Linked DNA regions of Homo sapiens: region 2 is linked to region 1. The links are chromatin loops, found by intact Hi-C in ENCODE. Cell type or tissue: OCI-LY7. All regions are shown on one strand. Links, peaks and the distances in the headings refer to the core of each region. The heading gives the core; the rest is flanking DNA.

Region 1 (11,351 bases), core at 2,647-6,646:
TTTAAATTAAAAGGTCTCCAACGTGTTTTTCTGAAGCCTAACAAGATTTAATTCACATTAAGGGTAAATGTTCTTAAAATTTTATGCCAGATACAGTTTCTTTGAGATGTAAATCTTGCAAGAAATAACAAGACTGTTTATATTATATTAGGTTATTTAAAAACTATGAAAATAAAAATAAAATATATAAAACACTGTAACTTTAGTCCACATCAAAGATATACATAAAAAAATAAATAAAATTTAGTCCATTTAAATTTAGCTATTTAGCCATGTTTTCACTGCTTAAGAAATTTTTATTAAAGCCACTAATATAAGTTAAATGTTTTATTCCATTAACACAGCAATGGTTCATAATTAGAACACCACTTTAGTTTATTAGTTAAATCAAAAGATTAAAAATCAGAAATAATCATAGCATTATATCTCAGAATAAAATATTTAATAATAAGCATGCTGAACAGCATAATATAAATTCTTATTAAGCATGAAATGTTTGCAAACAGAACTAAGAAAGCAAGTATTTCAATATTTGCTAACATGAAAACAGATTCAAGATATATAGTTTTAAAAAAGAATACTACATAACAATAGATTCACCGAACTATTTTTTCAACTCACATAATTATGTGTAAATGGATTTTTACGAGAGTTTCCCTGACTCTTGCCACAGAACTGACAACAGTGGTTCCTGGTTGAGGCAGTGGCAGACATGATAAGAAAGACTGCTTTGCTCCTTTCTCTCAAGTCTCAAACTGTGTCATTATTAGGAGTTTTACCACAAAACAAATATATATATGGTAATGTTTAAAATAAAATAATATTTAATAAAAATTGATAGTACCAGAATTTGGCTTTGACCTCTTTTTTTTTTTTTTCTCTCCATCACTCAGGCTGGAGTGCAGAGGCACGATAATTAGCTCACTGAAGCTTCAACCACCTCAACCTCCAGCCTCAACCTCCTGGGCTCAAGCCATCCTCCTCTATCAGCTACTCAAGTAGCTGGGACTATAGGCACATACCACCAAGCCTGGCTAATTTTTAAAAATTCTGTAGAGACAGGGTCACACTATGTTGCCCAGGACTATGAACTCCTGGCCTCAAGTGGTCCTCCTGTCTCAGCCTGCCAAGGTGCTGGGAGCCACTGTGCCTGCCCTGGTTTTGATCTCTTGATGGTTAAGACAGTTCGCTGCCCCAGTGTCTCAGCTGAATTGCATACATACAAAATTTTGTGTTTTTAAAAAAAGACCCGGTCAGGTGCAGTGGCTCACGCCTATAATCCCAGAACTTTGAGAGGCTGAGGCAGGTGGATCACATGAGGCCAGGAGTTTAAGACCAGCCTGGCCAACAAGGCAAAACGCCATCTCTACTAAAAATACAAAAATCAGCCGGGCGTGGTGATGTGCACCAGTATTCCCAGGTACCAGGGAGGCTGAGGCACGAGAATTGCTTGAACCTGGGAGGCAGAGGTTGCAGTGAGCCAAGATTGTGCCACTGCATTCCAGCCTGGGCAACAGAGCAAGACTCTGTCTCAAAAACAAAACAAAAAAACAAACGAACAAACAAACAACAAAAAGACCTAACCCAATGGCTACATGAGTCACTCCATGAACAAGGTTTCCACGGGATGGATATTCTGTCAATGATTTAAACAACTTCCTAGTGTTAAATGCTTAGGTTGATTCAACTTTTTGAAAAGCAATTATGAAATGAAACCACCCTTTATCATCTGCATGAAATCCAACCTTTATTTCTCGATGATATCAATTTTTGAATAATTTATTCCATTCTAGTCCAAATCAACACTACAGGGCCAGGTGCAGAGGCTCACACTTGTAACCCCAGCACTTTGGGAGCATGAGGCGGTGGATTACTTGAGGCCAGGAGTTCAAAGCCAAATCAATAGTACTTTTGGGCCAGAATCACACTGATTCAGTTGGTTGAGCTTCAAATTCACAATGAAGTCAAGTAGAACAAGTTTCCCCTTATTAATCTTTGTCCAGGATTTTCCACCTACACATAAATACACTACTTATTTGTGCAGTTTCTTTAATCCTCATCCACTGGGAGCAGACAATGCATCCGATGTGTCCCCTAAACAATCCCTGCTGTCCTATCCCTCTAACCCCACAGGACCCGCTCCCTGTCCCCAACCCAGGTCTTGGGTATAGTCCTGCCCAGGATGACCCCCCAAATGGCCTCTTCACAGGCCCATTTCACTGGGTCACAGTGACATGGAGATGGGAGGGGACTGAGGCAAGGCCCTCAGTGAGTACCAGCAAATGTGTGCGGCAGGACATTGCAGAGTCAGAGATTAGCAAGTCCTGAACACAGCACTGCAGGGAGAAGACAGAACAATCAACCACAGTGTGACTTTCACCTGGGAAAGTGCTAGTTCTGACTCTTCTTTCTTCTCTCTCCTCCTTCAGGCTTGTTTCTTAGGTAAAATCGGTCTGGATAAGTCACTCTTGAGTGTGGAAAATATTTTTTTTAGGGCTTCAAATCAACACACTACTTCCTGGGGCACAAACCTGCCAAGAGGGGGAATTCAACATGTGGAAGAGGTGGTCCTACGCTGTCCACTGGAAAAGGAGGGACTCAGGGAAAAGAAACTCCTACATGAGGAAAGTGAGCTAGTTCTATTCCTGTCCTCAGAACACCCTCCAGCTGAATGAAGCCACATACTAAGTGCCAGCCATGGGGATGTGGCGGGACTGACCCCCCACTTCAAGTTACAGAGCCCACAGTCCCTGCACAGGATCACCAGGGGAGGGTGGGCAGAGCTTTTCCCTTCTCCTGGTCCTGAGCTTCCCAGTCTCCCTCCCATTTCCGAGCCTTAGCCCCCAAACTGCAGTTAGCCTCCTTCACCAGGCTCCCCTCTCAAGGCCTGGTGCTCCTCCTCATTGCACAGTCAGTGAGTAAGTGAAATACACTTACTTTATAAACATGTAAATAGGACTATGAAAGTATATAAATCAAGGAGGGCATACAGGGAGGTGGAATATAGAGAAAGTATTCTGGAAAACTTTGTATAAAATAAATGAACGTTGAAAGACTCACCTAAAGTAACCAGATGACTGCTTCTCCAGCATCACGTCTCTGTGCAGCTTTCCCTGAAGGACACATTCTTCCTGAGTGAGGTCCACAGTATCATCCTTGAGGGATACTTATTTCGGGAAATACCGCAGACATTCTCATTCAGGCTGCACCATCCCTGACAATGTCCATAGCAAATGGTCAAAGACAATCTCGCTTTTCCACTGGGGGATAAAAAAAAGAAACAGCTAAGTTTATGAAAAGCTCAAGGTCTTTTTGAGGTCTAGTAAAATTCCCTGGGCTGACTTGGCATACACCTTTCAAATACATCCACAGAGATGCACACACTCTGAATACATGATAAACTTTATTATAAAGGAATGTCACAGGTGTGGTTAAATATCCTTATTCTGCAATGAAATGCTAATTGTTCCCTTGCCCGAGACAGATTTATGTTCCAAAGTGTAAATATATTTGAGCCCAAATATTTAATATTGAAAGCCCTTAAAATATGGAGACAGAAGAATCACTTCTAGGAAAATCAGAAGGGTGATTTTTTTGGAAAAAAAATTTTTGGAAAAAATCTTTAAGAGAGGAAGGGGTGAGGCAAATGGAAAAATAAGGCCCTCCAGTGATCATCTCCCCCACAAAAACATGAAATTAAACAACTATCCAAGCACAAAAGCACCTTTACAAGTGCTAAGGAATCCAATAGAGCACCTGTTTTTAGCACAATAAGAAAAGAGGCATTGAAGAAGGTAGGAAGGACAGAGTCTCACTGCTCACCTCAGCGCTTCCCCAACTCCAGGCAGTGCAGCACAGAAACACAACCCACAGGAGGGAAGGTGAGTGATGTGACTGAAGGACTTTGACTTGGATCCCAGTGTTGGGCCCAGCACAGTAAAACACAGGGCCAGGGAGAACCCCACAGCCACTGACCCCAGGCCAAAACCCATGGACAAAGTCTCTGGAATCACCCCAGCACTTGGTGGAAAACTGCAGCCCCAATAGGACAGTCTCATGTTCTGACCTGCACCACCTCTGGCCTTCGATAGTGGCATCAGGCCACGAGCAAACCTCAGCAGTAGTCAGGGCGTATCAGCATGGGCCTGGGACACACTCCAGGGTTGTGCTGGCCCCAGTTTCCATTGGCTTTGGCCCGATCCAGCTAAGCATGAGTCTTGGTGGCCAAGGGACTGCCCTCACCATCCCTCTCTAAACCCTGGGCAGCACAGTGCAAAGAGTGACTCCACCCACTGGAGGGAAGGAAAGGAAAGAAACTAAGCACAGGGCTTTGCCTGGCAATGCAGTGCTGGCATACCATCGTGAAACCCAACACTGGGGAAGACTCAGTGGCCCCTGACCCAGGCTGGTCCCTGTGGACAGAGCCACTGGACTTGTCACAGTGCCAGGTGGAGACCAGCAGCCCTGGTGGCACAGTCTCATGTCCCAGCCCACATCACCACTGACTCTCTGCAGCAGCCTAGAGCCATGAATAAATCTCAGGGGCCGGAAAGCTGTAGCCGTGGAACTTGAGGATCCCCCTGCGCTGCGCTGGCCTCAGTGGCTTTGGGCATGATGTAGCATCATAGCAGCTGTGGTGGCCACAGGACTCCCTGTCTCATCCATGCCCCACTACAAGCAGCACAGCATGGAGACTGCTTCAGGGAAGCAAAGGAAAGCAGGCACATGTGGCCTTGCAGCCCAGTGCTGAGCTCACTACAGAGATCCAGCCCTGGGCACAGCCCTGCAGTGCTTGACCCCAACCTGGGGACCGTAAACAGAACCCCTGGAGCTGTTCCGGCCCCAGGCAGAAACGTGCAAACCCAGTGGGATGAAATACACTCTGTAAGCCCCGCTCTAGTCCTTCCAGGCCAGAACGACAAAGCAACTTTGGATATGTGGCAAATCCAGGCTTAGAGCGCCCTCTAATGCTAAAAAAGCAGCAGTGACCACAGTTGAAAAATGTAATGAACCAAATAAAAAATACCAGCAGAATCAATCAATCAAACAGAAAAAAGAATCAATGAGCTCAAAGACAGGCTTTTTGAAAAGATATCAAATCAGACAAGGACATAACAACAACAACAAAATTACAGGACTATTTCCCTGAAGAATATAGATGCAAAAATCCTCACAAAATACTAGCCAACTAAATCCCATTGCACATCGTGAAGATTATTCACCAAGATCAAGTAGAATTCATCCCAGAAATATAAAGATGGTTCAACATATGCAAATCAATAAAGGTGATACATCAGATTAATGGAACGAAGGACAAAAACCATACGCTCATCTCATTAGATAAAAACTGTCAACAGATTGGGTATAGAAGAAATATACCTCAATATAATAAAGGCCATATATAACAGAACCATCATACTGAATGGGAAAAGCTGGATGTTTTCTCTCTAAGATCTGACACAAGATAAGGATGCTTATGTTTACCATTTTTATTCAATGTAGTACTGAAAGTCCTAGCCAGACCAATCAGGTAAGAAAAAGAAATAAAAGGCACAGCTGCATAGCTACTTTTGTGTTAATATATTATTTTTATTAGAAAATATATTTTGGTGAATGTGAAAATTTTATAAAAGTGAGCTCCTATCAGTGTACACTCTAAAAACCATGCTTCATTCCATCTTACCTGAACTGTAACCCACTGTTTATGGGACTTGGGTGACAAAATCCCAAGTCTTCAATATCAGCCAGATAACACAGGCAGAACTTCCTCAAATAAAACTCTTAGGAGCTACTGATGTTGCCATGATTAAAGGAGAAGAAAGGGATGGGTCATTTGTTTTCTCATTTGCAACATGATCATAAAAAATGTGTGCGTCCTTGTGTTGGATGTTTAAATCGTATCATTTATGTACATCACTTACTGATGTGCTTACATTTGAAAACATAAAAAGAGCATAGCTTGGTTTGTCATTATCATATAGGTCAACAATACCATCATTGTCATCACCATCATTATATTTTGTACATTAAAGTAAAAATGGACAAAAAGGATCTGGGAGGTGAGATTGACCATGCATTGTGTGAACAGATTATGGATGTGAGTACACTGGACAACATGCCCCACCTTGTAGCAAAATTCTGTCTGGAAAACAAGGAATGGAACTATGTAGAGAGAGCTGGCACACTCAGAGAAAGCAAGATCATCACCAATTAGATGTCAGTGCTATTTACAGAGATATTGAAACCTATGGACTCCAGGAGGATAGAGAAACTTCAGGAACATTTGGGTAATGGGTGGCTGCTATTACTTAACACCTATGTGACAATTATCCCGTTTTAGCAAATGGAAAGTACAGCTTAGGATGCTTGTTTGCCTCTAGCATGTTTATAGTATCAAGACATTTGAATCTTTTTTCAGGAAAATCAGAAGAGAAAGTCTTGTTCCAAAGTAAAGAATTAGAAAAACTCGGAGTAGCTTCATCACATATAAAAAGCTGCCTTGACTGCGAAACCCAAGCAGTCCTGCACCATAGTCAGTTCCCCTGATCAATAACAAAACAAGGGGAAAGTCTGGTTTTCTTGCTGAAGAGATTTCACTTTACCATCATATTCTTTGTAGCTTAGCAACAAGAAAATGTGATTTGTTCATATTTTATTGTTCATGGCTAAGTGCATATGATACAGGTTGAGAAAAAAATTAAAACCCAAGCACAGAGATCAGGACCACATAAGGTTCAAAATTCCTTAAATTTCATTCTAGTTAAAAATGAGTTCTGGCATATCCATCCCTTATCAAAGAAAAGATAAAAGTTGTCTTAAATGAATAATATATGGAGTAAAAATTAAAGGAGACAAATATACTTATAACTGCTTAATTCTGAGAAATGATAATCTTATATCCAAGGAATTGAAACGGTGAAATCACCATAATTACTTTAATTTCTTTATTTTAAATGTGATTGCAGCCTTGTCACTGTCTCCTTATTTGAAATTTCTTAACTGCTACAGCACATACTTAAGTATTGACATCATTAATTTGAAATTTGCAAAACTAAAACTGGGACAAGGAGGACTTTGGAAAATAGTTTGATTTTTTTAGGAATATTAGATACATTCTATATGTAAGATATGTTTTTGGAATTTTTTTTTAAACTCATGTCTGACTGAAAAAAACATTTATTTTTTAAAAATTACCTACATTCCTAGAACTCACTTTTCAAATAAAAGTTTTAATTTTTACGAACATGAAAGAAGCAAAACTTACAGAATTAAAACTTATTCCATCTGTGATGAATATAAGTATGAAAATGAATTAATAAAGTTTTGGTCTAAAATGACTAGGTAATATATGTAGCTTAAGAACTATATAGCAAGTAAATGAAAGTCATTTTATTCAGAGAATTTGATGGGAACCTAATATTTTTTGAGTATTTCCTATAAGATAAATGAAACTAGACTAACTTGTATGAGTCACCAAATTAAAGGATAAATATGCGAAGAAAACAAATTCTTTATTGCATTATAATGAAAAGAATCTTATGAACTGTAGGACTCTTTGATCTGGATGTTTAGTCTGAGGCTAATGAAAGAACTCATTCATCTGATTTTTTCCATGGCCTGTCTAGGATTTCCGGACACACACTGAGTCTAGAACTGTGGGCTAAATGGGCATTTCTTGAGTAAAAGAGGTAGACATCAAACTGTACACTGTGATTTATTTAACTTTTATGGAGTTGAAAAAATAATGTATGTTAACAGAAATCAAAACAGGGGCTGCATATGGTGGGGTGAGTGGATATTGGTTAACAAGTTACAAGGAGGTATTTTCTGCATCAATAGACATGATCCATATATTGATAAGGCTGTTGTATACTACAGGGAATATGAAGTTTAAAACTCTGTAACGTGCACATTTTACTATATTTTAATTTTATATTTATACAAAATTTTTTAAAGGAAAAAAATAATCATTAAACAGTAATGGAGATAGGCCTATTTTATTTGTAAATCTTCTCTGACGGTAAAACTGACCAATTCAGGCTGCCAGTTGATGGCTGGGTTTCAGGTGGAATGTTGGGATGTTCTTTGGTGTTTGTTGTTCCAGTAGGATCCACGGTTACCGGGCAGAGCCGTGATGGCTGCGGTGCAATGGAGGGACTGCAATCCTCTGTAGAGCTGAGGCCTGGGCTGACCCCTTGGGAAGCTGGACGAGGTGACTGTGGAGATGCTCGGTCCACGACTCACCTTCCATAGCCTCCAGGGGTAGACACCGGTGTGTCCACCGCTCACTGGCTCATGGGTTGGTCCCTTATTTTTATTGAGACCTGTTCAATCTGTTAGAAACTGACTTTACATAAGGCATGAAAAGCAGCCTGCGGAATCACTAGCTACACAGATTGAGGATAAATACCAACTCACTGACAAACGGCACTTGTGTTCAGAGTGTTCAGAGACGGAGTCATTTTTAGAAATGCCAGGCTAGAGAGTGTTTCAGTATAGCCACCCTTGCCGAGGCTTACAGAAGGGCAAAGACCACCATCTCAAGATTGATGGAAGAATCAGTTTTCTTGGTTCAAGAAATGAAGACGGAGAAATACAAATGTTCTAAACAAGAAGAGGTGACAGACGAGAGGCTAAAAATGCTAGAGTTCCTAGAAGAGCTCATAGGAATCACCCCATCACAAGCAATCTTTCCAAACCTCCCAGGAGGCCAAGAGCCAAGCAAGCCCTGCTGGTCCCTTCCCCAGGAGTGGGCCTGGGTCTTAAAGAGTGCTGCCCCTCCCCTCCACTCAGGCCTCCCAAGCTGCCAGGTGCATTCACTCACTTCGACTCCATCTGAGGGTCCAGGGGAGCCCCTTCCTGGGCTGGAGTTCCTCCCCCATCACATGCTGGACACAGCAGTCGGCTCCTTCATGGGCAATTTCTCCAAATTTAAAGAAGACTGGAGATCCCGGAACACAGCAAGAAATGTGAAAGTTTCTCAGAAAGTTTGATTCGCTCTCATTGGCAGTGAAAGAAATGCTATACTTGAGACACTAATCTCTTCCTCAAATTGAAACATCATCAAAGTACATTTCTCAAGATAAAGCTCTGCAAATGTTAACTATATAAGTAAATAATTTACATTTTATTCTCCAATTATTGTATTATACTTTGAAAATATATGCAGTTTGTTAATAAAGACTTTTAGTACTCAATAGCAATATTTTTTCTAGAGTTATATTTCTAACAGTTATAAGTTAAAGCATTATTTTTTGGACTTAGTATGTATTCATTGAAAAATAAAAACAAAATGCTTAATATATTTATTTGGGGATAAAGTGGGAAGGCATGTTTGAACTTTATATTATTTAATTGCTATATTCTAATAATGGATAAATTTTTTTTATAAAAAATTGTTAAATTACACGGAGATGGTTTTCTTCTACTTGTAGTGCACTGTAGGAAAAGACTTTTTAAAGAAATCCTCTTGGATTGGGGAATTCCACATCACTGCCCCCCATTTCCTGTCAAAATCACCAGAACACTTCTCAGTGGAAAGCTGAGAAAAGTTGTAAGGGAATTTTCTCTCACAAAATTAAGCCAGGGTTTCCACAATGAGTATCTTTAGTCACCAAGGATACACCATTATTATGCGGTGAAGACAAACTGGGTCTTATGGTGGAAGAGAAGCAGCAAGTGACTTTTGAGTACAAAGAGTGGGGGTACAGGAGTAACATGAGATCAGTGACAGAGACAGCATCATCAGAAGTGCTCAGGTTGAAGACAGAGCAATGAAGACTCGAAAGTCCTTGTCCTCTTGATGACATTTTAGGAAGAAAAGGCAGATACCAAACAATATTATTAAATAAAGGCATAAATGGACACAGAGCATCAGAAGGTGGTTAAGTTTTACGGAGAAGAATGAAGAGGGGAGGGGAGGCAGTGACACATGGGAGGATGGGGGCAATATTGGTAGAAGAGGTCAGTAAAAAATATTGAGGATCACACACCTGAGCAGTGAGGACACCTGGGGTAAAGCTTTGCAGGTGAGGGGACAGAAACGACAATAGCCCAGAAGTGGGTATGAATGTGGTGGGTGTGAGAACCAGCCTGAGGTCAGAGTGGCTTGAATTCAGTGAACGATGGCCAGAGGAAGTTTAGTGAAGGCCACCAAGGGTCAGATGATGGAGGGAGCTCTCACCATGATAAGAATTTCATTTCAATTTAAAAGGTCAGGAGCTGCTGTGTGTGGAAACTGGTAAAGCAGAGAGACCAGCTGGGAGGCCGTACCAGTGAATCGAAGTTGAGGAAGGTGATGGATTGACCTAGGGGGCAGTGGAGGTAACGATGGAGAGATGGGGTGAAGTCCAGGACCTGTGCTGGAGGCAGAGACCCTGAGACTTGCTGATGTCTATGGGTGCAAAGAAGAGGGGAGTCAGGACCAGGATAAGGGGTCAGGCCTCCATGGGCATCTGTGTGAAGGGGGTGTCCTTCATTGGAACACGAAGAGATGGCAGAGAAGTGCATGTGGATGGGAAATTGGAATGAGCTTGTTTGGGAGAAGACTTTAGACAGAGACCCTGATAATGAAGTCAAAATATCAAGTAATCAGGGGGATATAAGTGTAGGACTTAGAGGAGCAATCACAGCTGTAGTTATAAATGTGACAGGTCATTGGGGAGTGAAGTTACCACAACAGAGATGACGTGCAAGGCCTGAGAAGATTCCATGGGGCAAATTCAATGGTCTTGTTGGTGGCCAGAGCCTTCCTTAGGCTTCCTAGTCTCAACAATATCACAGAAAGCCTCGACAGTGACCTACCCAAGTCTCTCTCCATGAACTGGGACTTCAGTTGCGCAGAATCCCCATAAATCAGCCTCCAGTATTTACATGTATGTATGTGTGTCCACACACCATGCATATATATGTACATCCTGAGGAAGATTCTCTCCTCGACCGAGTTCTAGCCAGGCTCCCCTAAGCCCTCTTGTCAACTAGGCCTCAATCTTAGCCTATAAAATTTACAGACTCAGCAGAAATAATTGTGTCCACCTCTCTTCCTACATTTAAAGATTTAAACAAACACTTACATGGTTTCTATCAGCACAGGGCTGCATCCCTAGGATAAAAGTGCCTGCCTGAGAAAACTCAAGACTGCCAAACAATTCACTGTTTTGGAAACACCTGACAATAAGCCCATCTTCCTTTCTTAGAGATTACCAGAAAGAGCTACACAATGGTGAATCCTTCCTCTATCACTTTGAGATGTATATTTCCTATACATCAGGAGTGTCTTTCTCAAGAACGTGACAGGCATTCCTTTGAAATGTAATCATCAGGAACTACAGAGCCTCTATTTCCCAGTCTGT
Region 2 (11,351 bases), core at 2,466-6,465, 160 kb before region 1:
AGCATTTAGAACAACACCTGGCATATAGTGAGTGCTACACAGGAGACCGTTAAACTAAATACAAGGATAGAGGGTGGGGAGTGCTGAGGACATGGCAGGAGTTAAGCCAGCACAATTTGGATCATAAAAATATCTTGTATACCATATAAAAGAACTGAATTTTTAACTAGAGGAGTATATTAAAAGTAGGTAAGTGCTTTGTCAATGTGGACAGAGAGAGTAAAGGCAGTGCCTAGCACATATAAATGCTTGGTGATGACTGCTTTAGTTGTTTCATTGTTGTCTTGTAATCGCAGGAGTTCCCTGACTGCTGGGTAGGGGCAGAGCAGGGGGCGACTTTGAGAGTGCAAGTTACTCATCGAAGGAGAGGTGGTGACACCAGCCACAACCTAAACCTGAAGGCTGTTTTAAGAATTGTGTTTATTAGTTTATTAATTTAGGGAGGTAGGTGGTGGCTATTTATGAAATAGGGTTTGTGCCTTAGCCCCACTGTGTGCAGATCACCACCACTGGGGCTGGAGAAGCTATAAAACAAAGAGTGGGTGAGACCAGGTCACGGAGTCAATGTCAGAGCCTGGGGAGAGCTGAAAGCCACACTGGAAATCTTCTATCTCTGTATAGCCCTCCTTGCCTCACCAATGAAGAAACTGTCCCCAGAAAGGCTGACTTGCCTTCCTGCCCAGCAGCTGCTCTGAGGGGATAAAAGGCTGAGGCTGCCTCTGCTTGCCTGTGCCTGCTGTCTGCACAACAGCAAGCACTTTCTCTCTGCCTTCTCTGCTTCAAGTAACCCTTAGTTCTTCTGACTTCTATATTTTCATCCCAATAATCACTTATTGTTTTCTCTTCCCGAACTTTTCTAGTATTCCCACATCCCTCCCAGATTGGAGCTTTGGTTAGACACAGAGACAGTCAATGTCCTGCAATGGATGGTTCACTCAGACTGGATTATTTGAGACAAGTTTAATAAAAGGGTCATTTACAAAGATGTAAGCAGAGTAGAGCAAGCCATACCGCAGAGCACGGAATCTGGGCACAGCCATGCCTCTCAGCTGCCCTGGGTCTGAGGCATGTATCCAGCCTGTGGTGACCTGCAGGGGAGAGCTGGGAAAATACCCTGTCTCCCCTCTCTCCTGTTTGACTCTTGGGTTTAATCCAACCAGAAGCCGGGGCAAGGAAGTTACTGATATATCCCTTGTGCTCAGCCTCTTGGGCCACAGAGCTGGAGGGAGAGGCTGGACAGGGGATCTGGAGAGGCAAATGGTAGATTTCTGCACTATTAAATACAATGTGTGGAGGCCATTGTTTGGACTGAGCTTCTGCACCTGGCCACAACAGATCAGACGAAACTAGAATGGAGTCACTTGTGCCAGGTGCCATATAACCAAAGTGAGCCTAGAAATGGGCCTGTTTCCCCCAAAAAACTGGGAGATTCAGAGCAACCAGTCCTAAGGGGCCCAGTCAACCTAAGTCAGTGACTCTATAAGGAAAGTAATTCTGAAACAACCCATCTGCTTTTTGTTCCCTCTTTCTGCTTCTTCAGCCTCTTCTGCCTATAAAGCCTACCTCCTCTGCCCAGCTATCAATGCCCCTTTCATAGATGGGGTGCCACCCAACTCATGAATCATTAATAAAAGCCAATTAGGTCTTTAAACACAATTTGTTGAAATGTTTTCTTTGACAGCACAGATGCACACAGTCCATAAAAGCTGGCTCAGAGAGGAGTTTGCAGAGATGGCAGTGTGTTTGCCACCTGGCAGGTGCCATCAGCCTGGGCCCCCCAGCACCATGTTTGGGGTCTCAGCTGTGGTCCCAGGCTCCGATTAGTGCTTATGCAGGGCCCAGGTTTCCCAGGGACTGGGCCCCTGTGTCACTGAGCAGTGGCTGTGGTTACGCAGGAACAGAATGGCTCTGCGACAGGAATGCCCGTGCAATCCACCAGGCTTAACCTCATGGCAGCGCTGCGGTAGTTTATAGCTGGGGAGAGGGTGCTTTGTGCTCTTGGAAGATATGTGTAGAGTAGGGTTTTCAAACTTCAACAGCCCAGAACCCCAGAATGCTCCTTTCACACTTGGCCAAGTCGTCTAAGATGCTTCCCTTGCACTGCCTGTCTCCATCGGGGAGATAGTACAGCTATTTGTGATCATTTAAATGGAAAAAGAATAAGTTTCCAAAACCTTTAGAAACAAAAAGAACTGAGAGTAAATTCTCCAGTTTGGGACTGACCATTCCGCCAATTCCTTTTGGTTTTAGAGCCTCCCTGGAAAAGGAGAAGGAAAGCATTTAGCTTTGTTTCCGTCCATATGCACAGGACCGATTGTGATTTCTTTTAATCAAAAACCTGTAGCAAATCCCAGGCTCTTAGAACTAGAAGGCACCTAGAGGTCCATGGGTTTAAACACTTTGATGTGCAGAGAAGGAAACTGAGACCCCCGGGAGGTGAAACGACACTCTCAGCGTCACCCTGGGAGGCTGTCTCATACCAGACATGGTTTGTTCGTGTCCCGCATTTCCCTCGTGTTCCCTTTGACATAGAAATGAAATAACTCGAGTTTGCTTTCTGTGATGCTGTGGGAGTTTAGCTCCTTCCCCCAGGTGCTGCTACAATTTCATAACCAGTGTCTGGTGGCTGCTGCCAGCCTCGGAGTGTGGGAGCTGCTGCCCCTGGCATCTTGTCTTTGCCCTGGACCATGCCTGGTCCCTGAGGCTGGAGGCTGTTCCCATGCCTCTTTGCTGGCGTGCACGTGAGCCTTCCCTTTAGTCTCCTAGCACAGAGGACTCAGGGAGGTAATGACAGTCTCCAGGCACAGAGACCGGCTCATGGCCACACTGCACTGCAGGCTCACTCAACATCCGCTAAAAGTTTGGGTGCTGGCAATTTAACAATTCACAGAACAGTCACTGCTCTACGACTTTCCACTTTAGGACCAGTCCTTTTTATCCACAAGGTGCTTTCTCTTTCCTTCTCCTCCCTGACCCCACCTTGAGAGGAACCTGGGTCTCCAGAGCAGAGTCTTTTCTGTTATATCCTCTGCAGCTAGGATCCTTGGTGTCTCCCTTTTATTCTCATTGGGCCAGAGGAAAACAGAACATTCTTTTAAACAAAGACACCTGTCCAAGAAAAATACCTCTTTACTTGATTTTCTGGAGCAGTGATTTTCACAGTGTGGTCAGCAGACAAGCAGCTGGAGGATCGCCTGCACATGCATAGGACAGCAGCAGACCGGCGGTCAGAACTGGGGTGTGGGTGGGGGACCGCCCTCCAGGGGCTTCCGAGGCCCGGGAGTCTGAGAATCTCTGTTGCACAGCAATTAAACTGCCTGTCTCAATGTTCCATCTCTTCTAGGTCTGCGCATCTCTGCTTAAGCAAGAGGCCCAATAAAGTGCTTTCCTAAACAAAAGAAAGTTACTCCCAGTAAGTTCAAGGAAAAAACAAAAATAATCTAAGATTTATGACTTTTGGAAGACATTGTATTTTAAAAATGGATCATGGTGTAGATATCAAATTGTATAGTATTTAGACTCCATTGAATGTAATAAGTGATGTAACAGCTTAAAAGAAACATTTACAGTATGCTGAGAATGACATCCTTTGCAGTTACTTAAGCCTATAATGAAAAGTGCTGGAAGTCACCTGGGAAGTGTACTCATTGAGGAGGGAGATTTCCTACATCCTTTTGGCGGGGACCTGAGCACAAATGTTTGAAGACTGCTGGTCTATCCCATCCAAGCTATACTCCGTAATGTAAACACTGTTTGTGCCCTGTGGCTGGCCTGAAACACTGTCTTCCAAGCTGTGTGGCATCTCCCATCCATCCGCAGCCTCCATCAGCTCCCGTGACTCCACCCGGCTCCCTTCCAGAGGGAGGGGATTGCTCTGCTGCTCTCTCCTGGGACTCCCCTTGTGCTCACCTCATGGTAGTGTGATGGCTTCCTGCAGCGTTTTCTCTGCTAGCACGTGAGCTCCTCAGGGGCAGGCACCTGGGCCTCCCTCATTTTGCCCTCTCTCCCTTGCAGGTGTTTTTGTTTAAGTTATCTGGTAACTGGTTTCATTTCTCCTTGGGTAGCAGCTTTAACATTTTTCTTGTTCCTTAAGACATCAGTGTATGTCACATTGTCACTATGCTATGTGTCTGTGCAAAGCATGTAATGCACATTTGTCAAAATAGCCTACTTTGCTGAATGCTCATAGAAAGTTGGTATGCACATTTTCCCCTCTAGGACAATACTCACCTCAGGCTTGAGCTGCACTGTCCCTTCCCCTCTCTGAGCACATGCTGCTCCTTGGATCAGCCAGCGAGGCCCCCATGTGCCAATGGAGCCAAGAGGACTCCAGAGACTTACAACAGAAATGCAGAGCTGCTCAGCCACCCACAGACAGAGTTCCACTCTTGGATGGAAACTCAGAGGAATCCACACACAGCTGTTGGCTGAATTTTTATTTGACTTTACCAAGCAAGTAAAAAATTATGATTCAATGCCTTGCATAGTGACTTCAGGTGAGAAAAGATGCTGGTGGGATACCCCCCATTTGTTAGGGGCTCTGCACCCCAGTTGTCACTGAATTCCAACTTCTGCTGCTTCTGTGGTTGGTTCATTGATGCTCACATCTTTCCTGCTTGTGTACATGTTTTTTAATATATGTACACAATTATTGAACAACCTCAGGTCACCGTGGATAATAGTGCCTAAGATCTAAAATAAATGCCATGTTCCTTCCAAGATACAATAGATATGGTGGCATGCCCCATCAGGATGTTTGGGATTTGATATCATTACTTGTGTCCTAAAAAAATTGGATTTTAGGTTATGTAATAAGGTTGCTCATAGGAAGTTCCCAGGTAATAAACTCTATGGGGCTGCAGAGAGAAGAATCTGAACTGAGGACCACTGGTAGCTGGCAGCTGGCAGTTCTGAAGTAGATTTTACAGTGTGGGGACATTAAACTACAACAGAACCTGCCTTGGGAACTTGGATCATGCACCTGAACAAGATCCAAAATCAGGTTGTGGAGAACCAGACTGTGGTATATGGATGCATGTACATGTGTGTATATGCATGCGCACATGGTGTGCAATTGGAGTCTCTGTGAGATCTGTGGATATGTAGCTTCCTCAGTAGCTTTCTATGGGCTGAGCTGTATTGTTGTGTGTGGTTAGGCCAGGGTGTAATATGGTAGTCACCAGCATGGCAAAACTTAATAATAGTCTGGAATTAAAAAGAGGAAACTATATCAGCCAAACCCAAATGTTTAGGGGAAAAGATAAGTAATAAAGGCGTTTAAATGCTCTTCTTACTGAGGAAAGGGAAAACCATGGGCAACAGAGGATCTTCAAAGAGGAGCTATTGAGATCTTTATAGTAGAAGAATAAATGTTGAGAAAGAGAAGGAACCATGAGTAGAATTAAGAATTACAGAAGAATTTCCAAATTAAGATAAGGTTAAAAATGAGAAGGATGGCCAGGTGCAGTGGCTCACACCTGTAATCCCAGCACTTTGGGAGGCCATGGAAGGTAGATCACAAGGTCAGGAGATTGAGACCATCCTGGCCAACATGGTGAAAACTCGTCTCTACTAAAAATACAAAAATTAGCCAGACATGGTGGTAGGCACTTGTAGTCCCAGCTACTCAGGTGGCTGAGGCAGGAGAATCACTTGAACCCAGGAGGCAGAGGTTGCAGTGAGCCGATGTTGCACCACTGCACTCCAGTCTGGGTGACAGAGGAAGACTCCATCTCAAAAAAAAAAAGAAAGAAAAGGACAAGTAATTTGATCAAATTAACACATGTAAGAAAACAGAAAAAGAGGCAACAATAAATTAAATGAATAGTACATCTAAACAGGGAGGCAGTCAAATAAGTGCCATAGTCAGTACACTCCATGGGACACTCTGAAGTCTTCTGGCAGAAGCAGGGACAGCAATTTGGGTTAAAAAACAAACCTTGGCCAGGTGCGGTGGGTGGCTCATGCCTGTAATCCCACCACTTTGGGAGGCTGAGGCAGGTGGATCATGAGTTCAGGAGTTCAAGACCACGCTGGCCAAGATGGTGAAACCCTGTCTCTACTAAAAATACAAAAATTAGCCGGGCATGGTGGTGGGCGCCTGTAATCCCAGCTACTCGGGAGGTTGAGGCAGAGAATTGCTTGAACCTGGGAGGCAGAAGTTGCAGTGAGCCGAGAGTGGGCCACTGCACTTTAGCCTGGGCGAAGAGCAAGACTGTCTCAAAACAAAAACAAAAACCAAAAAAAAAAAACAAAACCAAACAAACCTCATCTAAAAGGAAAGCTATGTTCTCACTTGTAAGTGGGAGCTGAACAATGAGAACACATGGACACAGGGAGGAGAACAACACACACTGGAGCCTGTTGGGGGAGCGCAGTGGGGGCGAGAACTAGGAAAAGAGCTAGTGCATGCCGGGCTTAATACCTGGGTGACGGGTTGATGGGTGCAGCAAACCACCATGGCACATGTTTACCTGTGTAACAAACTTGCACATCCTGCACATGGACCCCGGAACTTAAAAATAAAATAAAATAAAATAAAATAAAAATAAAATAAAGAAGGAATGTTAAGTAAAAGTGGAAAATAAAGTGCTTGAAACACAGATACCATGTAAATGCACATAAAAATGGCCGTGACAATATCAGTCAATATGAAACGTGTGAATGGTATTAAGAGGAAAAAGATGGATGTCGTCATTACAGAAGGAACGATGAAGATAATATAATATCCAAAAATATGTATAGGCAACACAAAATACTAGCTGAATAAATAATGGAAAATCTATTAGAACCGCAAAGAAAACTTAAAAATGACGGAAACATAGTGGGAGATTTAATACTCATCTTGTGAACAGTTCCGCTAAGCAAAACACAAGGAATTGAGTGATGTGAAAAATAAACTTGAGTATCTGTGCTTTTCATGTGGGTATACATGGTACGCTTGTGCAAAAATGTACATGTATGTATAAACTTTGTATCTCAAGGATAGAAAGTATACGTTTCACATATCCATAATATATTTTTTAAAAATCACGTTAGTACATAATCCAATAAAATTTAGTTTATTGGTATAGTTTGTAATCCAATAAAATTGCCTCCCCAGCAATGCCGAACTGTGAGTCCATTAAACCACTTTTCTTTACAGATTACCCAGTCTCAGGTATGTCTTCATAGCAGTGGGAAGACGGACTAATACACCAGACTCTCCAGATAGCATGACACTCTGAAAGTAATATATGGCCTTAGGCAAAAGAAAAAGAGCACCTTCAGCATAACATGGTCTTGGAGTAAGGTAGCCTTAAGGTGGTGCCTTTAAGCTAGAAAAAAATTATGCCAATAATACTAAGGGTGTGCTGTGTACACCTGCCAGCTAGGCAATTAGGCTTCTAAGAATCTCAGGGGCATTCTCCCATATCAGTCTCACATGGGACTTAAGGTAGAAATACCCATCCTGGAAAGAAATGTGGTTATCATTTTTGTTTAATGGGGTGTGGTTGTGACTTTTGTCTAATTTGATACATAAGAAACTCACAAAAGTTTTAAAGGAAGCATGTCATCTTTGATTGAAAGGGACAAAGACAAAGATAATAAAAAGAATGTGGGCCCTTATGTTCCTATGAAAGGAAGCAGGCTGAGAAATTTCTTCGCTATATACTTGGGCCATTTCTTATGGGAAAAGAAGGGTGATTCAGAGCATGGAGTCAAAAATCACTGGGAACCACTCCCAGCTAGTGGAACTGGAGCCACTAATCAAGAAACTGGTGACGTGTCCATGGATTTGACAAGTGCCCTGGGCCCACGACTACATGCCTCCTCCCTCCCCCTGCTTTGAGATGGGAGGAACTACAGCAATGATCTGATGCTTGTCCCAGGCTGGGTGTATGTGAGGCCCATGATTCACAGATCTTCAAACTGAGATAAGCCACCCAAGAAGTTGCACCCAAGGAACCCCACTGGAGGAGAGTTATCTTGTGATTTGGATGACAATATCCTGGAATCTGAGTTGATGCTTTCATGAGATAAAGAGTTTTGGGGTCTTTGGAGAGGTTCGTGTATTTTTTGCAGGGGGAGAACATGGATTGTTCTGGCCAGAGGGGAGACTGTGTTCAAACATAACCTCAAGAAATTCCATTCTGCTCTGTATGTTCATGACGGTTCTCTCCTCAGGAGCTCATGTCTCTTCTGCTTGATTATGGGATGGGTCTATGACTACTTCAGCTAATACCAATATGAAAGAAGTGGGTGTGGGAACTTTTGAGTTAATATTGAATGAATACCTGCAGTGGCAGCTTATTCCCTCTGGAGGAAGCTGTCATGCTAGGAGGAAGCTCTAACAGCTACATGAAGGGGACAACATGAAGGAAAAGTGTGGCACCTAGTCAGCAGCCCCGCTGAGCTCCCCACCCTCAGCCAGCAGCACCTGCTGGCCACATAAGTGAGCTATCATGGAAGTGCCACCACAGGCCCAGCTGAGCTACTCTGACAACAGAAGTCCAAAAAGCACAGGCAAGTCCCCACCACGCCTGCCCACATTGCAAAATCGTGAGCAAAGAAATGACTCTTTTTTTTGTTTCAATCCACTAAATTTGGGGATGATTTGTTATGCAGCAATTGATAATCTATACCAGAAGTAATTTTTTTCTCTGAGAACTTAACTTGCTGCTAGAAAGTCTCAATGATGAATTTAAAATGGAAAACGCTGACAACAAAAAGGGGATTGCAAGAAAAAATGGATTAAAAACAACTAGAGAATGGAGGCAGGTAAAGGGAGTTTGAGTATGTTTTTGGAACGGAATTATTTTGGAGATCTTAAATGTTGAATATATAATTATAAAATCTGAATTGGGTTCATTTGAGAATTGAGATCTATTTAAAGGCAAAGTCTTTGAAAACTATGAAAAAGTGTAATCATTTGAAAGAAAAAAAGGGCAAAGTATGAGGTCCTTTTTGAGAATAAATCACAAACCCAGACAGTGGAAGAGGCTGGTTGGGTTGATCCAGAACTAGTTCTGCACCTAAGCATTGAAAGAGCACTTTTCTTATTTCAATTGCATGTGATCTAGTGGAAAAACAGAATCTTAGCAATCAAAATCTATTCATTTTGGTTACATTCACAGTTGATTCTGAAGCCAGGCTGAATCAATTAAGTGTTGAACTATTGGGAAGGATGGGGATATCTATCCATATATAGCATGGATGTAACATCATGTGGGGATATTGGTTTTTCACTTCCAGCCATATCCATATGTATAACATATGGGAAGGATCCATGATGTTGTGGCATCATGGGTATGCTTAGGTAGAATATGTCATCCCTCTTCTAATCTGACCTAATTTTCTACTTATTCATTGTTTCTCCTTTGAAGAGACCACTTGGTGAAAGCTTGGGCTGATGTTCGTGGCCCCTTTGGGCCTCTAGTGAGGTCCAGGTGGCTATTTTGGCATGAGGCCAGAATCCAGGACAGCTGCAGCTTCCCTGGGCTTTTCTGTGCCTTGTCTTAGGGCTGAAGTCCTTCTGTAATGACAAGCTCTCTGTAAAGACAGCAATTGTAACTGGCTTTAAAATGAACTGGAGCGGGTGGCAGCATGCCTCACCCCCACCTGGAATTGTAACTAATTTAGGGTCTAGTGTATCATGCCTCAGCCTTGCAGGCAGTGAGGATGAGCCTTTACAAACTGGGGCAGAAAGTACTGCTCACTGGGCTCAAGTGGGGTGGGACCTGGCCCCAGCAGGGCTTAAGTACATTATGATTGGAAAAGAAGGGCATTGTTTCTAAGCAGGAGGTTAAAGGTTGGTTTCCAGATGGGTGTTGTAGCAGGCCTGGTTGCCATAGCCACCAGCAGGGGTCCTGGGGGCCAAGTGGACTAAGTCTTGGTTGATGAACAGAAGTCAGAGTCAGTGTAGGGCAACGTTGGGTCTGGGGCTGGGATTTGAGACCACACTGAATGAGCTTGTAATGTGACTGACAGTGCCACAGAAACCTGTGGCCAATGGTTTTATCTGCTCCAAGTGAACCCCTTCCTGGAGAGGGTGTACCTGTCTGTGCCAGTCCTGCCTGGCCTCCAGGGCTCAAACATCAGAGGCAGCTTCTGGTAAGTCACATGTCAGGCTGCCTTCTCATCATCTGGCGGTCCCTCATTGGGATTTCTCTGGATTTGGGTCTTCCTTACAGGACGGGTACATGGTTGTAAGAATTTTCTGTCTTCCTTTCCTCCCTCTTCCCCACTTTCCCTCACTCTGGGGCCAGGGCAGGCATCATCACCCTGGGCTGAGATCTTGACTGTGATGAGATCAGCAAGACAACACCTGTGCTGTCTAGTATGAAAAGCTGTCTCCAAACAGATAAGCCACTGTCATCGTTCCAGATGCTAGTTGTCAGTAGAATCCATGTTTAGGCTGAGAATGTTTAGGCAGCTTGGAACAGAGTTATATCCCAGAGGATAAAAGGGGGTCTCTCAGCATGCTGTGACTCTCCCTGTACATTCTGTAAGTCACTAAAAAGTCGTGGCATCACACAACGCAGAATCCACAGTGGCATCATGGCCAGTGGAAAGGGGTTCGCTAGTCCATACAGATGACTCCCTTGGCACTCTTCAGCTGTGACGCTCCCTGCCTGCAAGCTGGGCTTATGTGCTCATCACTTTGGGAACTGCAAGCCACAGCTACAGGCAGCTCCTGGGGAGGTGGGGGTCGGGGGTGTCAGAGAGCAGACAGGAATGTTTGCTTATTGCCTGAGGAAAGGCTCAGGAGTGAGGGGAGAGTGGTAGATGTCATCTTGGGTAATTGTTATGAGGCTTGCATTGGCAGTAGGGTGCCCCCTCCCACTTTCTTGGACATGTAAATGAAGCGGAACATTCTCTTTGTAGTGTGTGTGTGTGTCAGGTCCTGCCTACTCCTCTGGAAGACCCCCTTTGCATGCGTGGCCACTCCATGAACACACACTCAAGGCATCTACAGTAATGGGCAGCCACACAGCAGTCGCAAAGCAGAGCTGACAGGTATTTGGTTTATCTGATTAGTCTAGACAGCCATACAAAAAGCTTTCTGGACAACAGCATCCTGAAAACACAGTGACCAGTAGGATACCTGTGGCCTGTGTGTGTGTCTACACTGTCAGGGAAACATTGGCAGGCAGGGACTGGGCTGACGCCCTTTGAGGGCTGAGGATGTGGAAGGCACTGTGCTGAATACTCTTCACACACCTGCCAGCCCTTTCCCTCACTGTGCATACACAGGAACTTCAGGAATCGATTCTTTCATTCTCTATGATACTGAGGACACAGGCGGGAGTGGAGGTGCGTGGAGCTGCCTGTCACTGCCGGTGGTGTCCCCTAGAGCAGCAGCTCTCAGA

The links. Peaks named below come from ENCODE experiments on the same cell type or tissue, not always from the same donor. Only the 100,000 strongest peaks of a DNase experiment are listed, where the experiment ranks them.
Region 2: a loop joins it to region 1, with 2.1 times the contacts of the local background. A loop is called at or near these places in 1 of 110 quality-filtered maps.

Annotation. Positions count from the first base shown.
Region 1 is chr18:14,081,817-14,093,167 of GRCh38, forward strand. It overlaps a transcript of ZNF519 not described here. Among named protein-coding and RNA genes, the nearest start is that of ZNF519, 45 kb to the right of the region's middle. In OCI-LY7, for the core only: CTCF peaks have their summits at 4,966 (motif pointing left) and 5,170; a DNase peak (open chromatin) is centred at 4,945.
Region 2 is chr18:13,921,704-13,933,054 of GRCh38, forward strand. No RefSeq gene overlaps it. Among named protein-coding and RNA genes, the nearest start is that of MC2R, 12 kb to the left of the region's middle. In OCI-LY7, for the core only: no CTCF peak of the experiment used is centred there; a DNase peak (open chromatin) is centred at 3,988.